Regions from separate parts of the Mus musculus genome. Here region 2 is linked to region 1. A link is a loop called in an ENCODE intact Hi-C map of the cell type or tissue named here. Cell type or tissue: left cerebral cortex. All regions are shown on one strand. Each heading gives the region's core, and the rest is flanking DNA. Links, peaks and the distances in the headings are about the cores only.

Region 1 (10,781 bases), core at 1,905-9,904:
GATAAATGATCTGTGTCACACCAAGGAAACGCACACCATTCACAATTTCAAATGTGAGCTTCTAAGCCACAAGGCAGCTTAAAGGAAACCCACATGCCCAGTGTAAAGGGCAAGCTGCCAGTGTGGAATGTCTGCTCCCTGAGGGCAGCTATCTGAGTTCTGAAGTCTGCAAACTGACAGAGACCGCAGGAAGATGAGGAGCTAGCAGAACTCGGGGTGATCCTTCTACTATTCTAATGTCAGACACACATCACACATGTGTCCACATCCACTCAAAGTACAACCCAGTAGTGAGCCCAGCGTGAACTGATGCAGGCCGAGGGAGCTGTTATAGACAGGGCATGGGAACCACCTTTATATGGGAACCACAGCTTCTTCTTGCTGTGACGCTAAAGGTCCTCTCAAAACAGAATTAAAGTGGTTTTTACTACTTTATAACTTATTTTAAAGGTCTAAAACCAAGGCAAAAATCAAAAGATTTGAGAGAGAGAAATCACTGACATGGGCCAGTTTTATCTTTCTAAGCATCCCTGACTCGCTTTTCGGAAGCTCCCACTGTTTGCACACAGCTGTAAGAAATTCCTGGGTATCCTTTCAAGTCACATACTCAGTTTCCTGCCAGGTCGATTCTGGTCTTGACTCTGAACAACTCCACGCCAGAACTGTTCCTTCATTTTGCAGACTTGCCTTGCATTCTAATTGACCATGTCTGTAAGAAACACCATCTCTAAAGAAAGTGACACAGCAGCCATGACCACAACTGCAGCCCTCCATATCTATATGTATACATACACATCATACACACAGCACGTGACATGTAAACACACATGGTCTGGTTAGGCTGGCTGGCTGGCCAGCTTCAGCGATCTGTCTCCCCGTGCTCCACTCCAAACACAGCGCTGTAAGCATACAGTGCTAGACCTAACCTTCCATGTGGAAGATCAACATTATGGTCCTTGTGTACAGCAGGTGCTCTACCAGCTGAGCTATCTCCCTGTCTACTACCTCTCCTTTTATCCATCAGGATCAGGGAATTTGCTGTGAGATTGGGTCTCCTGGTAACATCAGAAGCTGCACCCATGAAGTCTCATGGACATGACCACCCAAATGTGAGCTGAACAAGGATAGCATCAACAGACATGCCAAAGTGGGTGAAGAGCACCTGCAAGGCCTCAACCCTACACAAAGAACTGCAGGCCACTAGGGGATGCCGAGACCTGGAGAACTAGTCTTCCCCAGGGAAGTTCTCCAGTACCAAACGGTCAGTCCTGAAAACATGCATACAAGTAACACTGTACAGAATAAGCAAGGTATATTTACGTATTAGAGGCTATACATGTATATACAGATACATATTTGCATGCAACAACAATGTAAAAAGTGGCCATGAATTTGAAGCGCACAAGGAAGAGTACATGAGAAGGATTGGAGGGAGAGAGGGAAGGGAGAAATTGTTATAACTACAATATCAGAAAATATCATAAAATAACTCATATTATGAATTTTAAAATAATATATAATATACATTAAAATTAGATTAATTATGTGTATGACCTGACTTGTGAGAAAGATTTTCTAATTTCTTATTAACCTATCTTTATAGCATTTGGTAAAAGTAATAAAGTTTGTTAAATAACCCTCCTGCCCTAAAATAAAAAGGCTATTAAACTGAGTAGCAGGCTATACAACAGAAAAAGTATATACATCATGTCCAAATCCGCAGGAGAGAGACTTACACTTCAGAAACAGCGCAGCAGCTTGGATCTGCCACTGACCCAGAAGCACAAGTGGGCTGTCTGCCTCAACCACAGTGAATCTGGGATCTGAGGCATTTGTAGTTCTCGGCTTGGTTTTTACAGGATGGCAGCCTGGGAGACCGAGGATTTTTTTAAAAATGATTCTTCAAAGCTTCAAATCCCAGAGAACTACTGAATGTCATGTGAACGTGAGGTCAATGCTACCTACACGGTGTGGCTGCAAGAGTCAATGAACCAGGCAAGAAAGCCACAGCCATCTGCAAGCAAAGCGTCCCTTTCTTTAAAACTGCCTGGGAAGGCTGAGGATACAGCTTTGTGGCAGACTGCTTGCCTAGCATGACATAGCCCTGCATTCGATACACATGCGCACGCGTATGCGCATGCACGCATGTACAGAGCCAACACATAATACGAATGTAATGTATTTGTAGAAGTGAGTTGTCTAATATTTGGGTCTAAGCATAGTTTTCACCAGTTTAACTTTCTTAGGGACCCAACCTAACACAAAGACATGTGAAGAGACGTAAATATATACAGCGGCGCTATGAATGGTCTATGACTCATTGTGTCCTACACAGTGTGTACGTATGGGCGGGTATAGTAGATTGGAACAGTAATGTGTGCAATGAATGACATAATCCCATATAAGTACAGGATCCCAGTTCTTAGAATAAGCCCTTCTCTCTTAAAAAGAAAATTTGTTTTCTTTGTTGATCTCTATAGCTAACATTTGAGCTGTCTCCCAATAGCTATATGGTGGATACAGTGACTCGGGTAGTATTAAAAAGCAAACAAGAGAAGAAACATTTTCATATCACAGGACTTGAGGCTCAGTCTAAATTCTCACTTGACCTTGACACCTACCACTGTACTCTCTGGAACTCAGTTGCCCTAAAGCTCCCCACAAAAATGAAGGACATGCCCTCATTGCTCACAGTGTCAGATCTCCAATGACAGTCTGGGCCTCCAAATTCTGGTCACCCTCACAGCTCCGAGTCTGAGCTCATCCTGTACTCTCTGGAGATAGGAGGAGGCAATGGAGACACTTCAACTGACTGGAACATCACCAGCCGAGTTTTAAGGAAACTCCACTGACCAACACAGTCAATCCCTAAGGACTCCTCAGCCTATCCCGGGAAAGAAGAGCAAGGGGGACAGGTACCCGGCAAATCTCCACTCTGTTGGCAGCCTCCTCCATCTCCTCCCTGAGGGCATCGGCTTTGGCACCCGCAGGCTGAAGGCTGCTGGAAAGCCCTGAAGACTTGGAAGTCTGCTGCCACCTGACAGAAAACAAGAGAGAAAAAAGGATACACATGAGACAGGTGGAGCTCAGGTGGAGCCCAGGTGGAGCCCAGGTGGAGCCCAGGTGGAGCCCAGGTGGAGCCCAGGTGGAGCCCAGGTGATATGGCCGAATGCTGAAGAAATACCTGGCCAGTTGTTAGCCAGGATTGGCCAGGAAACACCAGTGCCACACTCGGTGAGAGGCTCACCTTTCCACAGCGGAAATGAGTGAAGCTGAGGATGAGGCGACCCTACCCACAGGACCAACATCCCACAGTTTGCCACTGTGTCCTCTATGACCTTCCACACACTAAAGCCAAATGACAGTCACCAGAGCTGTCCTCTTTTCGCTGACAAATGACAATTGTTGACATTTATGGAGCAATGCATGAGCTGCTGATATAAGAACAGGATGCAGGATGGTTAAACCAAACTAACTAACATACCCAGCATCTCACTCAGACTTCGTTACAAGATATTTGAAACTTAATCAGGCCCACCACAGTGAACTGCAACGCAGCCCATATTTTGACTAGCACTGCCTTTTTCAGTTTGGTCACTACCATTCATTTAAGTTCCTCACAGGCTCCTCGGTTTGAATGCACCTAACTGGCTGAAGCCAATAATGGGTGTGAGGCTAAAAGGAAGAAAGACTGATGGGATTAAAGGAAACACTGACAGACCTAAAAGCCAATTCGAAGGTTAAAAAAAAACTCCACACTGGGAAAACTGCAATAGCATCAGGCCCACATTTTGCAGCCACATATTAATTCTGTAAAGACACATCGGGGCAGGGAGAGCCCTGGCCGCATGAGGAAGACACTCAGGAAACATAGAAGGGAAAATAAATGTTAACCCTTGTGTCTCGTTGCTGGAGTTGACATCAGGGAAAGACAGAAAGGACAGAATGGTCTCGCAAGAAGAAAGGGCTCTCTGCAGGGTTCCTCTTCTGGGGAGGCAGAGATCTCACCCACTCACAGGGACCAGCAGGCAGGAGAAAGGACAGGACAGTCCATTATTGTAACTTGCTTGCTGGATCTTTTATGTTCACCTGGAGAGCTATTTCTAGCCCGTGAGGAGCACAGTGGGGCAGTCAGAATGACAGATGGCTGCTAAGTCTGACTTCAGTCTGAGAAAGCAGGAAGATGAGGGGTTGGGGAAATGGGTGGGAAGATGCCTTGTCTGAGACGGACTGCTGGAGCTCACGTAGGGATGTGGTCACGGGCTGCCAGGTGTTTCGACTGACAAGAGAATTGAGAAATCTTCCTGGGAAGTTCCCTGATGGAAATGTGACCAAGATGAGAGGTTTTCTTTTAAATACAATATAAGTACAGGCCAAACAAGGGCCTTCCCCCAGCCCCCAGATCATGTACAGCCTGGCAATTGAGGGGTCCAAATACCAGGACAACAACTTCCCCTGCCCCAGAATTAAGTGAAAAATCTAATGAACAGATAGCTAACTGGTAGTTCTGCTGGGTTGTTGTTCTTATCTGTAGGACAAACATAAGAATGTGGGGGTATAGGATTCAAGGGGGCATTAATAGCAGAAAGTGACAAAATGAAGGTATCTCAGCCTGTCAGAATGCAACAAGGAAAACCATTGTACAAAGGCTCTCAGATGCTGGGCTGGTTACATTCTACCAGGAGGACCCAAGCCCTGAGCACTACACTGATTCCAAGATAATCATTTAGAGAAATTTGAAAAGCGATTGCTCTAAGCTGAAACAGTAAGAGAAGCTAGCAGGAATCCCCGATGACTCTTCCTATAGAGATGCGCTCTACATAAAAGACCCATTTGTGGACTGACAGCAACTATCCAGAGTCAGCTATTGTAAGTAAAGGCATTAGAGTACTGAGGGACTTGGGTCATACAAAACATGGGAAAACATAGCTGTAAGTTATATGAGATAACAAATACACATCCATGTTGATTATAGGATCAAGAGAGAGCCACCACCTGACCAAGCTACCTAAGAACCAGCCAATAGATGCTTTAAAATGTGTGTATAGGTGAGGCGGGGGTTGGGGGCCTGGGGGGGGGGGGACCTTAAGGGCTGCAGTTCAGATCTCAATGCTCACACCAGTTTTCTGTCAGTATATTTAGATCTATTTCATTGACTTGCAGCAAACAGAACAGAATTACTTTAACACTGACAAATGCCATGTGTTTGATTCAATCCTCATTAAAGGTTGAATAAGTAAGATGGATCTGACAGATTCACTAGTGTAGTACTAAAATTCAAAGACCTAGTCATGGAAGTATTGACCAAGATGTGCTGAGTGAGGATAGATAAAAATGACTTTAAGGGGGCTCCGCGCAGAAGCACTGGGGTATATAGTACACGGGCAGCAGCCAGGAGGGAAGAATGCCTTCACGGCCAGACGCAGCTCGTCACCCATGTTAGGACCCACCAAATGTGGCTGAATGGGGAAAGAGTGTGGAGGTGGGGGGATGCTGAGAACCAGCCACCTCAGGAATGTAATTTGTGATTCCTGCTATTCACTATCACTCCGGAAGTCAGTGTGAATTTCATGGCTGTATCCTGACAGCTGTTCCTCGCTGACTAAGTGTGCAGCTTGAAGGGAGATGGCAGGAAGCAGTGGTTGGCTGGTTGCTTGATGTGGCTGTCAGCAAAGTCCTACAAGGCAGATAAGCCCAGACTGCATGCAGCCACTCAGCCTCAAGGGACAAGAGCAAGAACCTTTACTGAGGATGTCCATGTCACCCTAAAGACCGTCACTGAACTGACTGGAGCGTCAGTATCACGGGGGTTTGGGTCAGTCCTCTCATCAGTTACTAAACCAGACTCATGAAGAAAAGCCAGCGGAGAGCACGAGGGGCCTGAGCTACCTACAGTAATCTGCCAAGCGACTTTCTAAGAAGTGATTCATCCAAGGCCATGGGTCTACAAAAGAGCATGCCTGGATCTTGTTTCCTGATTTGTGAACCCTACTGGCAGGCTCTTAATCCTAAATCCCTCTGCCCAAGAGCTTTCTGGTTTTGCTTGTTTCATAAAAGTAAAATGAGAAAAAGTGATTCAGACTGAATTACAAAGGACTTACGGAATAAACAGTTCCTTCTAGACCAGTGTGTGTGAACTTTTGCTCATTTAACTTAGGTTTGTGTGTGCACATGCACACGCGCGCACACACACACACACACACACACACATACACACACACACACACACACACACACACACACAGAGAACACTGTAAGGATAAAAGGCAGTATGTACCATGTCCACCTGTAATAGCCACAGTCAACATCAGGGCCTCTGGCACTGATCTCCTGAAACTACAGGAAGTTTGTAGTGTGAGTAGCAGGTACAGAATGGCCTTGGAGTTGCTTCACAGAAGGGCTATCATAGGGACTCTCCCTTTACACCATCCACTTTAGTAGTGGACACATGTCCAGAATGAGAAATGCACACATCTCCTTGATGCACACATAATGTATCTCTGTTCTGCCTCTTGGTTCTCATGCCCACTCTTCCCTAGGTCAGGCACCTTCTTCCTGCACCCCAAAATTACACCACCCTAGGCCCTGTGCACCATCCCTTCTGCTTAGACAGTTTCCCCCACATCTTTGCACCGTTGCCTCCTTCTGGTTGTATAGATTCTGACCAACCATCTATTCAAAAAAGCACTCTTCTGTTTCCCCATCTGATGCTGGTGCCTCTTCCTCTACTGTTCCTTTCCAAAAATAGCCAGTGTGATCTTCTTCTTCAATAGATGGCTGCCTAAAATTGTCCTCCTGCCCAAGGTCTGCCTTCAGATTCAACTGTAGCCTCCAGATGGGCAGGGAACCCACGTTTCTGGTGTCTGCTGTTACCTCCAGTGCCTGGTACACAGGAGGTAGTAAGAGAAACTTAACAGATGAGATCTACCCCCATGCACACACACAAACCTGCTCCCACCCCCAAATATCACGGTCCCGTCAGCGAGGCTGCAAAGGAAGGGAAGAGACTCTACCTGGTCTCTTCAGAGGGAGGAGGGAGGAGGGAGGAGGGAGGAGGGAGGAGGGAGGAGGGAGGAGGGAGGAGGGAGGAGGGAGGAGGGAGAGGGAGGACTCTTACCTGGTCCGGGAAGAGTCCATGTCAAGCACCAGCTTGGCTAAATGTTTCCTCTGCTTTTGAATATTTGGAATTTCCACCTGTAGTTCCAGAAGAGAGGAGACACACAGTCAAACCCAAGGTCAAGGTTAATATCGGAAGAGCTAGGCTCTCAGAGAATGCTGGAAGAATTACTGGCAGTCACCTGAATGTTTGCTGCAAGTCTCCCGGTCCTTGTTTTCAGAGTAAAACCTTTTCCCCTTCGCCACTGTCTTGAATCCAGTCATCCACAAGTAGCAATTATGTTTCATGTTTACAATCTAATGTCAAGCTCCTGGATTTATCATCTAGTATAGCTACTGCTTTCCTCCCTCCCTCGCCACTGTGTGTGTGTGTGTGTGTGTGTGTGTGTGTGTGTGTGTGGTGTGAAAATCCACCTGAGAGTTGTCCCCCACATCTAAAGGACACAGTATAGTGTCCTCACCCCAAGCTGCCCACTGCATTTCTAGAACTAGTACTTATCCTGCATACATAGAACACTGTTCTCTTGACCAGTAGGAGATGAAATATTCAATTCCTTAAATCCCTAAGCTGTACCTGTTCTTTCTCCCCGGGACACCCAGCAGGCCCCTCATTACCTGGGGACATTTCTAGGTTCTGCGTATCTCTGCTTGCCCAGGGAAGCACTGCTCTTAGCCACACTCCTGCTCTTAGCCAAACCAGAAACAAACAAATAAGAAACAAAACAAAACAAAACAACAACAACAGAAACAGAGCCAATGGCTTCTGTGTCTACTTCCATAAGGGCCAAAAGCAGGAGTAAGGAAGGGCACACTACCATTTGAGTGCTAGCAGACCTAACTCAAGTGAACAGTTGAGCTCAGAGAAACTGTGGCCTTAGCAGACCCGCGATGCCAAGCATCTGCTGAGGGCTACCACTAGGACATACAGTTTATATTTATGGAAACAAAGGAGCCATGTTAGCATATTTATAGAAATAAAGCAAGGTTTCCCACAGTCAGCAGGGAATAACTCGGCCTCCGTGGAGTTCCTGCAAGGGCTTCTTCCATATTGGTTGTATGTGGATGCTCTTTTTATATTTCTCTTTCTAAAAATGACTTCCTTGAAGACTACAGTGCAGGGTTTTGATTTCGGGCCCAGCAAAAGTAGGGCAGGATGGGAAAATTAAAAAGGAAAATTGGCTATGAATTGCATGGAAATCATCTTGGGGCTCAGGCTTTTTTTTTTTTAACACTCGGGGGAAGCGTGGGGGTGGGGGGATGTGAGAGAACCCAGTGCTCCGTGAGGGAGAGGCTTTCTGCCCACTCAGCTGAGCTGGACTGAGGGATGCATGGAGAGGACAGCTCAACAGCAAGAAGCATCCCAAGCATGCACAGAGCTGGGGGGCAGGGCTGGGAGGCAGAGTGTGGTTCAAGTCTCAGCCAGGGGCCTGAGTTCCCTGCTGAGTCTTGTGTCTCCCCCACCTCACCCCAACACACACACTTTTGGGGTTGTTTCAGGCTTTGGCCAGAGCCTTATAAGGAGCAGGTGCCTCTCAGGAGTGTTCCCGCCAGGGGCAGATGGGAATAAGGTCAATGGTTAATTGATTCCATCCACAGTGTGTGATCCAAGGGCTTACAGCTGTTCTATGCTGAGCCGTCAAAGCACCGTGTCAATTTATTCTTCCATCTCCTTTAGGTTCATACCCAATTATTTATTTATACCTCTGTCTCAGAAAGAATACAGGAGAGACAAGGACATGCTGAAGGTGATCTAGAGATGAAACCAGATGTGGACTGGGCAACATTACAGAGCTTCTAAAACTTCTAGTCGTGTGAGATGACGTCAGTTTAAATTTAAATGGGCAGAAGACAACTAGGATTAAGTCTGAGTCTCCCGGGTTGCACTAATAACCACATTCGATGTGTGTCATGGCTGGAGAAGGCTAGGGGCTAGCTCACAGCACAGGGACAGACAGCTCCATCTCTCACACAGAGCAACTGTTAGGTTTTGTATGGCCAGTGAAATGCAACAGAGAGATCCACACTGAGAGGCCCATAAACCTCCGCGGTTTATCTCAGCGGATAAAGCTGCGTGAGATGGGAACTAGGGAAACTGCCACAAAGACGTTAAGATAGCTTTCTAATAAAATCGTTTAATTTAATATCCTGTATAATCCAGGAAGAAAAGGACACCAAGCAAAGAGACCTTAAGATGCTCTTACATCAGCTCCCCAGACTCCTATGGAGGAAGCTGCCATTCATGACACTAGTTGCTAAAGACTGGAGATGGGCAGGGAACGGGGCGTTGGGAGGGGCCGGGGTGATGGGTGTGAGTCTGCCTGGCTTTGTATGCTTATCCATTCGAAGGTGAACAGAGAAGACAGTGGGGGAGGGAAAGAAGCTGAAAGCTCCACCGTCCTTGGAAATCTTGATCATGGTGTGGTCATGATGCATCCTGACGGAAGACAAGGTCAGCGGCTGGCGAGAAGGAAGGAAACAGTGGAGGGCTGGACATGAAAAGACTGTCACTGTCCCAGGCTCAGCCTCACCTCAGCGAGCAGGAACAGGGGCTCGATCACATCCCTCTCCACTTGCAGCTCAAAGTGGATCAGCTCCTGAGCTAGCTTGTCCTCCGTCTCTCCGCAGAGCTTCAGCATCTTCCTGCAAGCAAGGGGGGAAGGCATCCTGAATATCCTGGACCGCCACATCAGGCAGAGTCATGCTCCAAGTCAGTGTCAATAAGCTGGCTGGTTCCTATGGCTACCGGTGGCCAAGCTGCTCCCACTGACTCCATGTCTGAAGTTATCCCCTACTCCAAACACTGCTGAGGGACTGCCAGGGACAATGGGGATGCATGGGAACTATGAGAAATGGGGGGGAGGGAGGGGGAAACAGGATCACCCAAGCTCAATCCGCCAGCATTGGGATTCAATTGCTTCCTCTCTCGGTTGGGATTGCCGGAGAGAGCAGGTAAGATGGGTCCTCGAACACACCACACCTTCAAACATATACCTAAAACTCAATTCCACTAGGACCGTTCTCCTAAGCCACAAAAACTTACTTAGAACACAGTGAATATTTAGTGTGTATATGGAAAAAGCCAGAAAGTCACCCTACAGATTGCCCAAGACTGACCAAATAGTAGGCAACATAACAAAGAGAAAGTCCATTTTCTGAGAAAAGGGACTATTTCAAAGATGTTAGTTTCTCCCAAATGGCTGTCCTCTTTACACCGTACAATGTTCATTGAAACTCAGGTATGTTTTAAATATCAACAAAAGAATAAGAACACAATTTATTCTCAGCTTACAGAATGCCTTCTCTATTCTAACATGGTTTGTACATAATATGATGCTACCATTTGGCCAAAAATGTTTCCAGCATTGGTTTTATAGTCAGTTTATCTTGCATACATGGCTCTTTCCCCAGTGCGGGGACTGAACCCAGGGCTTACACACACCCAGCAAGAACACTACTAGTGAGCTTCCTCGGCTCTACTTGCTTTTCACACGCATTGATTTTTAGGACTTGTTCATATTTGCTTATGGGAAATTCATCACTTTGTTATGTGGAGTTCCTTTCTATGAACATGCCTACCTCCATGTTAAGCTTTTCCATGATCAAAAGATTTTGGCGACCACACACACACTGCTGTAGTATGTATGTATATATGTATGTATGCATAG
Region 2 (10,781 bases), core at 1,763-9,762, 79 kb after region 1:
GGGTGCGCATGCACGTGAAAATGGCTTCCCACCCCATTTTTTCCTCTCTTATCCCTGTCCCTGTCCTAATATGAAGTCCCTTCTTCCTCTCTCATAGTCCCATTTGTATATTTACATAATATATGCATATATGCACTATGCACGTGTATTTAAGTCTAGATTCTGCACGTGAGAGAAAATGCGATATTTGTCTTTCTGAAACTGGCTTATTTCACAGGATAATCTCGCTACAATCATTTTCCTGCAAATGACCTAATTTTATTCTCCTTCATAGCTGAATAAAACCGCATTGTATACACACGCTACATCTTCTTTATCTGTCCATCTGTCTGTAACTCAATAAACACGCATGATCAAGTATCTCTTACTTACTTACTGACTATGCTGACTTAGAATCCTTCAGCTATAAACCCATGAGCAATGCCTGAATTATATGGTAGTTCTTTTGGTTCTTTTCGGAAATCTCCATACTGATTTTCACAGCAGCAGCCATCAGTATACATCCACACCAGCAGCAAGCGTTGCTTTCTCCCACCTCCGTGCAAGCATTTACTGTCCTCTGTTTTCTTAAAGACTCCCATTCTTATGAGGAGACAGAATCTTCACGTTTTGATTGACATTTTCTTTACAGCCGAGAATCTTGATTGTACTTTTCATATATTGATCAGTTTTTGCACATTTTTTTGAAAAGTGTCTATTCAGTTCGTTTGTCCATTGACTTGATGGATTAGTCAGTCTTTGGGTGTCTGACATTTTAAAGTTATCTCTTCAATCTGTTCAATATTTCCTTTGTAGTGTAGCTTTCAAACTTCATGCAAATCCCTCCTACTACTTCCCAAGCTACTGGACTCCTGTTTAGAAAATCCTGGCTGTGCCTGTAGCTTTGCTTTTTACTGTTGTCTCTTTGCAGGTCCTGTATCAAAGTCACTAGAATCAATGTTTGACATGTGGATATCGAGATCTGATCTCTCAGTACTATTTTCTCCAGTGAACAGTTGACACCTTTGTCAAAACACTAGGGTGGCTGTACCATTCGGTACTTCCTGATCCTCCTCTGTTCTGTTACTGCTGAGCCCGTGCCACGCTGTTTCAGGTACTATGGCTCTGCAGTACCGTTTTAAATGGGTATTGTAATAGTGCTAAGACCGCACTCTCTATGAGCAGGATTGCACTGTCCACTTGGGTCTCTGATGCTTCCGTATAAATTCATGTATTCTGTTTATGTGAGGACGCCATATTTGATAACATTTCATGAGATCTGTACATCACGTTGGCAACAGCCATTTTCACATTAATTCTGCCGGCCAATGAGCATGGGAGGTCTCTCTGCCCTCAGTGCCCTCTTCCATTTCTTTCCTCAGTATCTGAAAGTCTTCATTGCAGAGGTCCTTCATCTCCTTCATTACACTCATGACTAGTTTTTGTTTGTTTTGTTTCTTAAAGTTACAGTTCATGGGAGGGTTCTGGTGTGGTGGCGGAGGTTGTTGTTGTTTTTCTTGGTCTCCTAATTGGCAAGTTCATTACCGTTACGTGGGAAAGTAGCTGGTTTTTATATGCTGGCTTTGTAACGAGACAAGTTCTTGGTGGAAGAACTTGTTTGATTTTATTGATTTATACTAATATTTATTGAGTACTGACAATGTACTCAAATTTGGCACCCAAAACCATCAGTGAGCAGAGCAAGCCAAAATCTCTGCCTCTGAAAATGTCACACTACAGTGAAGTGAAAGAGTAAATAAACTTCATGTTTGTGCACAGTTATGGGGTAACACGTGGTGTTGGACTAAGCAGAGCCTGGGGCTGGGTCCTGAGCACAGTGAGACAAGGACACACCTGCCAGTCAAAGGGAGCTACATGGAGAAAGCAGGAGACCACAGGGTTAGCAGTGAAGGGAAGAAAAATAAGAAATAAGAAATAGTAGGCATGATGCGGAAGAAGATTCTGGGGCAAAGAAAGAAACAGTGCAGATGCCATGAGGTGGAGATACGAGTGGTTCATTATAGAACGAGGAAAAGCCCAGTGGACTGAACGGGGGTCAGCTCATGTGTCAGCAGAGCTAGGCTCTACAGGTGTGTCCTCAATCTCAGGTCAGGAAGGGGCCTGCACTCACAACTGGGAGGAATCCTAGTCATACAATGTAACTTGTGCCAAGGGTCTAAGAGGGAAAGCTGACAGAAGATGGCCCAGGAAACCAGAAACCAGAATAAGAGCAGGAACCTGGAGCAGGCTGTTCTAGGTGCGCTGTGTGCTGTGAGGAGCAAGCTCAGGAAAGTGGAGAAATGCAGATGGAGCCGGGCGTGGTGATGCAAGCCTTTAATCCCAGCACTCAGGAGGCAGAGGCAGGTGGATTTCTGAGAGAGGCCAGCCTGGTCTACAAAGTGAGTTCCAGGACAGCCAGGGCTATGCAGAGAAACCTTGTTGGGGGGGTGGGGGGGCGGACAGAAATGCAGAGGAACAGATGAAGGGCAAAAGGAAGCATGCTGGAACAGGAATACAGGTGAGGTAAGAGAACAGCCAGACAGGAGAGCTGAAGGGACAGGCAGGGAATCTGGCCTACAGGACCCAGCAGGTGCCTTCCTGCCAAGTCCTACACTGCCACACAATAGATAATAATGACAATAGACAACTTGTCTCCTCCCCTCCATAAAAGTAGAAATGAAAGCTGCCCTAATTTATTTAATCAAAGTTGATTCCTAAGCTGCAAAATGATGGTAAGAATCTGAAGCTGTAGGCCAACGTCACTATGAATAGGAAGAGATGAAGTTGCATACCGGATGTAAATTAAAAAATTAAGTGGAAGCTCAAAGTAAGCAAATCCAACTGTAAATCTTTAAATACAGGTCAACTGTGTTTGTACTCTCGATGAGTGGATAATTCAACGTGAGGACAACCTACTCATTTCAACTATTTCACTTAAAATTAGAGAGGGAATCCACATGACACAGAGAAGCATTTGATACAATTCAATATCGAGTCTAAATATGAAAAAAAGAGAAAATACTTCATTGTGAATTTAGGTGATTTTCTTAAGCTTTACAAATTATTCCTGCAAGAACCCAAACCCTACCATAAATAGTACAGCGAACACTAAAATCACAGGGTACTTAATGCCAGGGCTTTAACACGATCTGGACAGCCTACCAAATCCCGAGTGTGGAAAAGTACATGGTTTAAACAAAGAGGAAAAAGTATCCATGCATTTGCAAATATCTATAAGGTAGAACTATCTCAAATTAAAAGTTTTATAGGAGAAAAAAAATGGCCAAATATCAACAATGCCATATGGATCCATATGTTAATTTTAAAATTTACCAAAGATATAACTATGAGAACTGATAAGAAATTTCACCAAGGTTACTGATAATATATATATTTTAAAATTCCATGATATCAGCAACACAAAACTATAAAGATAGCATAACAATATAGCATCTACGAGAGCAAGAGAACCATAAGAACCTGTAAGTGTGATAAACACAGATGGCACTGAATTAACAGAGAAACGGTGACCAGAAGGCCTGGACTACATGCTAACAATTCATTATGGATAGACAGATAGATGTGGAAAACAGTGGAATATGTAAAAGACACCCACAGGCAAAAGACACCCACAAGCAAACAGAGTCCTACTCTCTATTGGCAAAAGGGAAGAGGAAATTAAATAAGAAAACAGTTGTGTTAAAAAAGACACAAAGTAATTGTGCTCCTTATATAGGAAATTTAGCCCTCTGTACTGAAGCTATGTGAGAAGGAAAGTCACTCTGGATGTGAACCTGGTATTCATTCACAAAGGCCCTGAGGTCCAATGTGTGGAAGCCAAAGCGAAGAAAGGGCTGGAGACGTTGCGCGAGGAACCACCCAGGACTCTTGGCCACAACTGAAATGGAACAAGTCAGGGGTACTGACCATTAGTCCATTATGGTGGTGTGAGCCCTGTAGTGTGTGTTGGAAGGAATGATGGAATGAGAGGGATCATCTGAAGGACTGCAAGGAGGGCCCAGGAGCACCTCGAAATCACAAGGGAAAGAAAGGGAAAAGCGGAGGTGGAAAAGCCAAGGCAGGCTCCCAGCATTCTTGCTTCGGTGTCTGGCACCAATGACAGAAATAGAACACTCTGGAGACAGGGCCAGGATGAAAAGTTTGATTTCAGAAGTAGAAAATTAACACAGTAAGATGCTGTAGCCAAAATGGCCAGGGAAACTTAAGAGCACTGGGGAATGAAAATTCAATTATCTCCTTATGGAAAGCCATGGTTTCAGTCGCACTGAGAGTAACACTGGCTCTAATGCTACACCCAAGAAAATGCCAACAAAGAAAAAACATTAGAGAGGAAGACCAGAGAAGAGCAAATCAGTCAAGCCAAGAGGGTAAGGGACAGACTGAGTCTGGATTCCCTAGACCATAAGTGCATAAAAAGATTAAGATATCAAAAATTAGAGTCTCCACACACATGTACACAAATACAAATAATTTGTTCTGTAGGTGAGTATATATTTGGAATCTCTGCAGCCCAAGAAACCCTTCTTTTGCTTAAGAGGAGTTCAAAGTTACAAGAGCAGAAAGGCTGCTGACTTAGGTGCACATAGAGTAGGTTATAAAGTGCTGTTGTTAGCAAATGGTGAAAATACAGTGAGATAATTTGTGATCACATTCACAGAAGTTTAATGCCTTAAATCACTATAATTTTTTAATTTAACAATAACAACTAGCTATTGTTGCTAATCTGTGGTTAATTTGTTAAATTAAGCTTTATCATAGGTATATGAGTATACTTAAAAACATATGTGGGGTTCAGCACAATTAGTGGCATAAGGCAGGCACTGGTGTCTTAGAATGCACCCTCACATACAACAGGGGACTCTTTATTAAAATATTTCAGGGCTGGCGATGTAGATCACTTGGTAGAGTACGTGGCTATCATACAGGAAACTCTGGGTTCCATCTGCAGCACTGCAGAAAATGGTTACAGTGCTGAGTGTCCATAACCTTAGCACTAGGAAGGTAGTAGACGGGGGCAAAAGCTCTAAGTTACATAGCTAGTGTGAGGCCACCCTGGGCTACATTGAGAAGAGGGGGAGGAGGAAGAGGGGAAGAAGGAAGAAGAGGAGGAGGAAGAGGGAGAAAAGGAGGAGGAAGAAGAGGAGGAGAAGGAAGAGGAGGGGGAGGAAGAGGAGGAAGAAGAGGAATCAGCAATAGAAAAAACTGGAATTCATTGGACATGACCTCAGGTTTACATTTTGATGACAACCTGGGCTGGCTATTGTGCGAGAATCAAAAAGGAACAGAGCCAGTGTGCATTATGGTCAACTGTATCGGGGAGAAAACTGGCATCAAGTGGCTATGAATCCTCCATTCAGATGTCTGGTGATGGCAAACACCAGGATGAAGACATCTGGGCAGAAGACAGTGATCCAGGTCCTGGATGGGGTATGAGATGCTTTGAACATGTACCTGAGACAGGCACTGGCTAAGCTCCAGTGGCTTCTGAAAGCCTGGAAGCATCCTCACAGGCTCCCTGCATCCTCTCCTCCCTTTCAGATGTTGGTTCAGCACACAGCAGAAAATGCCAGCAAAACCAGATCTGCTCCTTGGCTCGAAATTCACACTCTTCTCTCTGGTTTGCACAGCCCATCTGCAGCTCTGAAGGGGCTGAGAGGCAGCAAGTGTGTGAGTCATCAACCTGCAAAGAACCATCACTGGCATCAAGGTCACGAAGTGCACGGGGAGAGATTCTGAATTACAGAATAACCCAGGAGGTCCATCCTTGCCTGTGAGCAGCACGGCTATGGGGCAGACTGGAAACCCCCGAGAAGACTGTAGTATCACCCAATCCACGACGCCCTGTGCTGTGGGATGGTGAACCAGGAAGGATGCGAAGGTAGGTGCAGCACTCAGCAGTCTGCCATCTGTTACCTTTTCTATGTTACTGAGCTTGGGAAAAGTGGTACAGATACAGCCATAGGGCTAGGAGCCAGACAGGGCAGGGTAGACAGAGGCTTTGAAGCAAAGAAATGGAAACAGTGAACCCAGATAAGCCTTCCAAAGTGTGGCGATAAATGGGAGGAGATGAAATGTGGGCAGCAGAGGATTGAGAGCTTATATTGGTATCCTAGGGAAGAGCAAACAGCTTCAAAGGTTGGTGGGTCAAGTTATTTGAAAGATGAGTTGGATGTGGAGGTAAGAGACGGGGATACTTGTATGAGGTTCAAGAAGAGCATTTGGGGGAGGACAGAAGAGAGGATGAAGAAGCCTCCTCTCGTCAGAACAGTGGTGGGGAGGCTGCACACCTGAAAGGCGAGGCAAACTCATCGGTGTTAGGGTTTTGCTGAAGGACTGATCATTAGTGAGGGAAGGGTGGTGGGAGGAGACTTGTTATATCATAGCACAGAACTTAGGGGGCTGTGATAGTGTTAGGTGTCAACGTTTCAAAAATCTAAAATCACCTTGGAGATAAGCCTCTAGGCCTGCCTAGGGGAGTTTATCTTGATTGTATGAATTCAAGTGGGAAGACCCACCCACCATGGGAGATTCTGGACTGTATAAGGGTGGAGAAATTGGACTAAATACTAGCCTGTATGCACCTGCTGCTCTCTTCCTCTAACTGCAGACGTAACGTTACTTCTGTCTTCACTGCCCTACTATCATGGATCTAACGTTGTAATGTATGCTAAAATAAATCTTCCTTACTTTTAAGTTGTTTTTGTCAGATTATTTTATCACATCAACAGGAAAAAAAAAAAAAAAAACTAGGACAGAGGCTAAGTTTCCCCAACAGCCATCTGCAAACTGGAGAACCAATGGCACCAGGCAAGCACAAGTCTCCAATTCTTACAACCAAAGAACTTAGTGTGTGACTTTTAGTTAGAGGTTGAAGTTCTGAGGACTCTAGAGCATCAAGCTGCTAATAAAATTCGTGGGGTCCAAATGGAAGAAAAATCTGGGGTCTGGGGTCTGAAGGCAGGAGGGAAAAAGTGGCCCCATTCAAGAAGAGAGAATTTACATCCCCTGTGCCTTCCCCATCCAGGTCCTCAGACAATAACTCAAACGCTAATCCCTTCCAGGAACATCCTCATAGATGCCAAAACACGATGCTTACAAGCTACCTGAGTATGCCCTCGTCCAGTCAAGTTGATGTCTCAAAGTAAGCATCATATCTATGTCAAAGCTTCAGTTTTCTTGGGCAGTACAAGGTCTCTATGAAAGAAAGATGACAGAGAAGTCTTTAGAAAGTAGAAAAGAAAAAATTTACTCCTGTTCAGGAGACTGAAAATGCATTCTTTTGTCAGAAGGCACATACAGAGGCAGCAATCAGGGCCCATTTGAGTTGGATGATAAAGAAGTCACGAGGGGGGGGGGGCGAGGATACCTTACACACTGCTGAGGGGAATGCAAAGTAGGCAGCCACTGTGAAAATCAGCATAAAGGTTAAAACAACTAGAAATAGAATTGCCATATGGTCCAGCCCTACAGCTTCTGGGTATTCTCAAAGGAATCTAAGTCAGCAGAACACAGAGATACAGGCACCTCTGTGCCTACCCTAGCACTACTCGTGACACCAGATGAATGACCAGAGAAAGTATGCTATGAATACAAAGTAGGCTTTTAAAAATCTGTGAAGCAAGAGTAAACATTACCTTTGGTATGTGGAGTCAGATATTTGCCCAGAGAAATGGAGGACAGTAGATAAACCAGCCCAGGGTTACCATCACTGCATTGTGCAATGGGTCCTCTCACAGGCTCTGCTGTGCCCACCGACTGGCTAACTTCAGCCTTCACTACCCCAGCCTAAGTCTTATTAAATGGCTCCATCCTGAGTTTTGCAAATGGCTTATATTCTACATGGGTTTCTCTCCCTGAGGAATTAAGAGCAATGGTTTATTAAATAGTACAACCCTCCCCATTGATGGACCTTCATAGACTTCTTCGTACTGAGCTTCCTAACAGTAGTTTTAACCCAGCAGGGCTAGAACCACATTTTTCTATCCCACGGGCAATCAGTGCTATCGTACTGCAACCTGACTAGTGGACTGTGGCCAAATCCAGCCATTCATCTGGCTGTGTATGTTCTATACGCAAAAAGTAATTTTTGTATTGAAAGAACTTTTTCTATTTTGTATGCATTGAATACTTTGTAATATGTACAGATTAGAATGAAATACAAATAGGAATATTTAATTAGCAGCACTGCGTCACGTTAATGCTGCCATTTATTCAGTGTCTGTGATTTGCTTTTTATGCTATAACAGCAAAGTCAAGTATTATCCCTCAAAGCCTAAAAGATTCACTACCTGGCCTTGTACCCATGTGTCTTAGGGTTTGCATTGCTAAGACAAACACCATGACCAAAAACAACTTGGAAAGAACAGGATTTATTTTAGATTACACATTAGAGTCCACCATGAAGGGACCAGGGCAGGAACTCATGGCAGACCCTGAAACAGAGAGCCTGCTTCTACCATTCTCTACTTACATTCATCCTCTTCATGGCCTGCTCAACCTTCATTCTTATATAACCCAGGACTACCTGCCTAGGAATAGCACCACAGCCCTCTTTCACCCTACCCTCACCCCCTGTGGGCCCTCCCAATTCAATCATTAAAGACTTGCTTATAGGCAATCTACTGGAGGCATTTTCTCAATTTAGATTCCTCTTCTCAAATGACCCTAGCTTATCAGGTCAACAACAACAACAAAAGCCAACGCAGGGCATCACAATTTCCTCCGTTATTGTAGTCACCTTTGACCAAACCCAAGTGCAGATACCCAACACCAGTGTCCAAAAAAATACAAATCAACTCAAGTTTTCAGCTCAGTGAAATCCTAGTGCAATCCAAACACCAGAACCACAGGACTTTATTGCTAATAAGGTCTAGGAATCTCCTGGCATTGTCTAAATGATCATGACAGATGTCAAAAAGAAAGGGAAGGAGGAAGGGGGGGTAGGAGGGAAGAAATGAGGGAAGGAGGGAGGGAAGGAGGAAAAGAAAAGAGAGCCAAAAGGCAATGGTTTGTACTCAGAGAATAAGGAAAAGAACGATAAACGCTTAGCTGCTTCTCTCTCTTCTGTCTTTTTAGTTAGGGTCTGGGGATCAAAGCTGTCATATAACCACTGTGATGGCCCTGTGTGGCTGAGGCTGTGGCTGAGGAAAGCTACTGGCCTCATCTCCATACAACATGGAGAATGGTCTTCTAACAGTGCCTATTATACAATGCAATGGATTTTATTTTCCTTGGGGGTGGGAAGGCTGATGTGGGTGAATATGTGTCCCTGCACACCAATGAGCCCAACATACACTGACCATTTTCTATGAACAATATGAGTTTCAGAACAGAAAACAAACATGTAAAATAATCTACTCTTACAAGGCCCATTACACATGAATGCTGACCTTTCTCACTGAAATTCCAGTGAATGCCAGCATCTGGATGAAGCCATCAAAGTCCTTACTCATCAGCACGCTGCCATGATTGTGTCTTCCTCCTTGTCTAGTTGCACAATTCTCTTGTTGACTTAAGTCGGATTTAGCCAGTACCTTCAGTTGCTCAGTGCTTCCTCTCTTCTAACTCAAATGCTTGTTCATATAGATCATAAGTCCTCCGAATTGGTGAGACCATCACAAGGGCCAAATATCCAAATATAAACTAATATCTAGTGGGCATGCTTGGAAATAGTGGGGTTAGACCGATGAGTCACAGCTAGCCCCATGACTTCTTCCCTGCAGCCAAGAAACATGACTCCCTTCCCAAGGGTCTCGGGACTCCAGAGACGCTGACAGAGAAGCAGCAGAGGAAGAAACGATTCCTCTTCCCAGATGCACACAGCCTCGGCTCTATCACAGAAGGATGATATAAAGATCTCACCACTCTGTCTTTGCCAAGCTCTGCCTTTAAGTCTAACTGCTTCACCAGCCACAAGTACGTGGAAAGCCCTGCCATCACTGAACCCCCATACCACACTGTGCCTAGGCAAAGACACCATAGTGTTGGGAGAAGACGCTTATTGTAAATCAGAAGACACTTAACTGTAAATCAAATCTCCTCTTGCTATCCTCTCGCTTCTGCAGGATGGCTCTTGAATTGTATACGTGTTCCTCAAGGATCAAATTCATCTTACTAATTTATATAATAATGCCAAGAGCTGGCTTGACAAGAATTTACCAAATCCATTTCCCTTTAAATAAACCTGAATCTATATATAGCTTATAACCTTGAAATGGATCCTGAATCTCAATTCACATAAACATGGAAGTAAAGTCCCTACCTACCATAAGGAATATTATTTTTCATTTTTGGTTGACATCTGAAAAATCCTATGATGATATGTTGAATACTTGCAAAAGAAAGCTTAAAGGATTTTAAAATGAGTCCAGCGGCTATGCCTCTCAGGCTGCACATCTGTCTCCCTTTTATGACTTCCTATGACCTCCAACACAAGATCAACAGAGGTGCTCATTCCCGCCCTTTGCAGTCTTACAGGAAATGGAGGTGGTAGCACCCTCAACAATGTCAGCTCTGGAAACTTGAGAAGACCATTCATCAAAGTCCTTGGTATGTCCAGTTCAGTATTCTTATCATGAATGGATTCTGAACTCTGTGAGATGTGTTTCTTACACAAGTTGATACGAGCATATGGTATTTCCTCCTTAGTTAATTTATCGTGGAAAATTACATTGATTCTCTTGTGAACGTCAGACCAAGCCCACATTCCTGGGGTAAACGTCCCTTGGTTATGGTATTATTCTTTGATATACTGCCCTACTTGACTGGTTGTTTTTCAGAAT

What was found. A loop is a pair of places that touch in the nucleus more often than their neighbours do. Peaks named below come from ENCODE experiments on the same cell type or tissue, not always from the same donor. Only the 100,000 strongest peaks of a DNase experiment are listed, where the experiment ranks them.
Region 2: a loop joins it to region 1, with 2.6 times the contacts of the local background. A loop is called at or near these places in 4 of 42 quality-filtered maps.

What each region holds. Positions count from the first base shown.
Region 1 is chr11:65,050,180-65,060,960 of GRCm38, forward strand. Arhgap44 (Rho GTPase activating protein 44) reads right to left here. Exons shown (of 20, transcript NM_001099288.1): 5 at 9,645-9,756; 6 at 7,118-7,194; 7 at 2,920-3,037. Among named protein-coding and RNA genes, the nearest start is that of Elac2, 77 kb to the left of the region's middle. In left cerebral cortex, for the core only: no CTCF peak of the experiment used is centred there; DNase peaks (open chromatin) are centred at 2,328, 5,631, 6,777 and 8,252; H3K27ac peaks cover 425 bases.
Region 2 is chr11:65,129,769-65,140,549 of GRCm38, forward strand. All of the region lies in intron 1 of Arhgap44 (Rho GTPase activating protein 44), which reads right to left. Among named protein-coding and RNA genes, the nearest start is that of 1700086D15Rik, 25 kb to the right of the region's middle. In left cerebral cortex, for the core only: no CTCF peak of the experiment used is centred there; DNase peaks (open chromatin) are centred at 4,099, 5,657, 5,842 and 7,431; H3K27ac peaks cover 1,207 bases.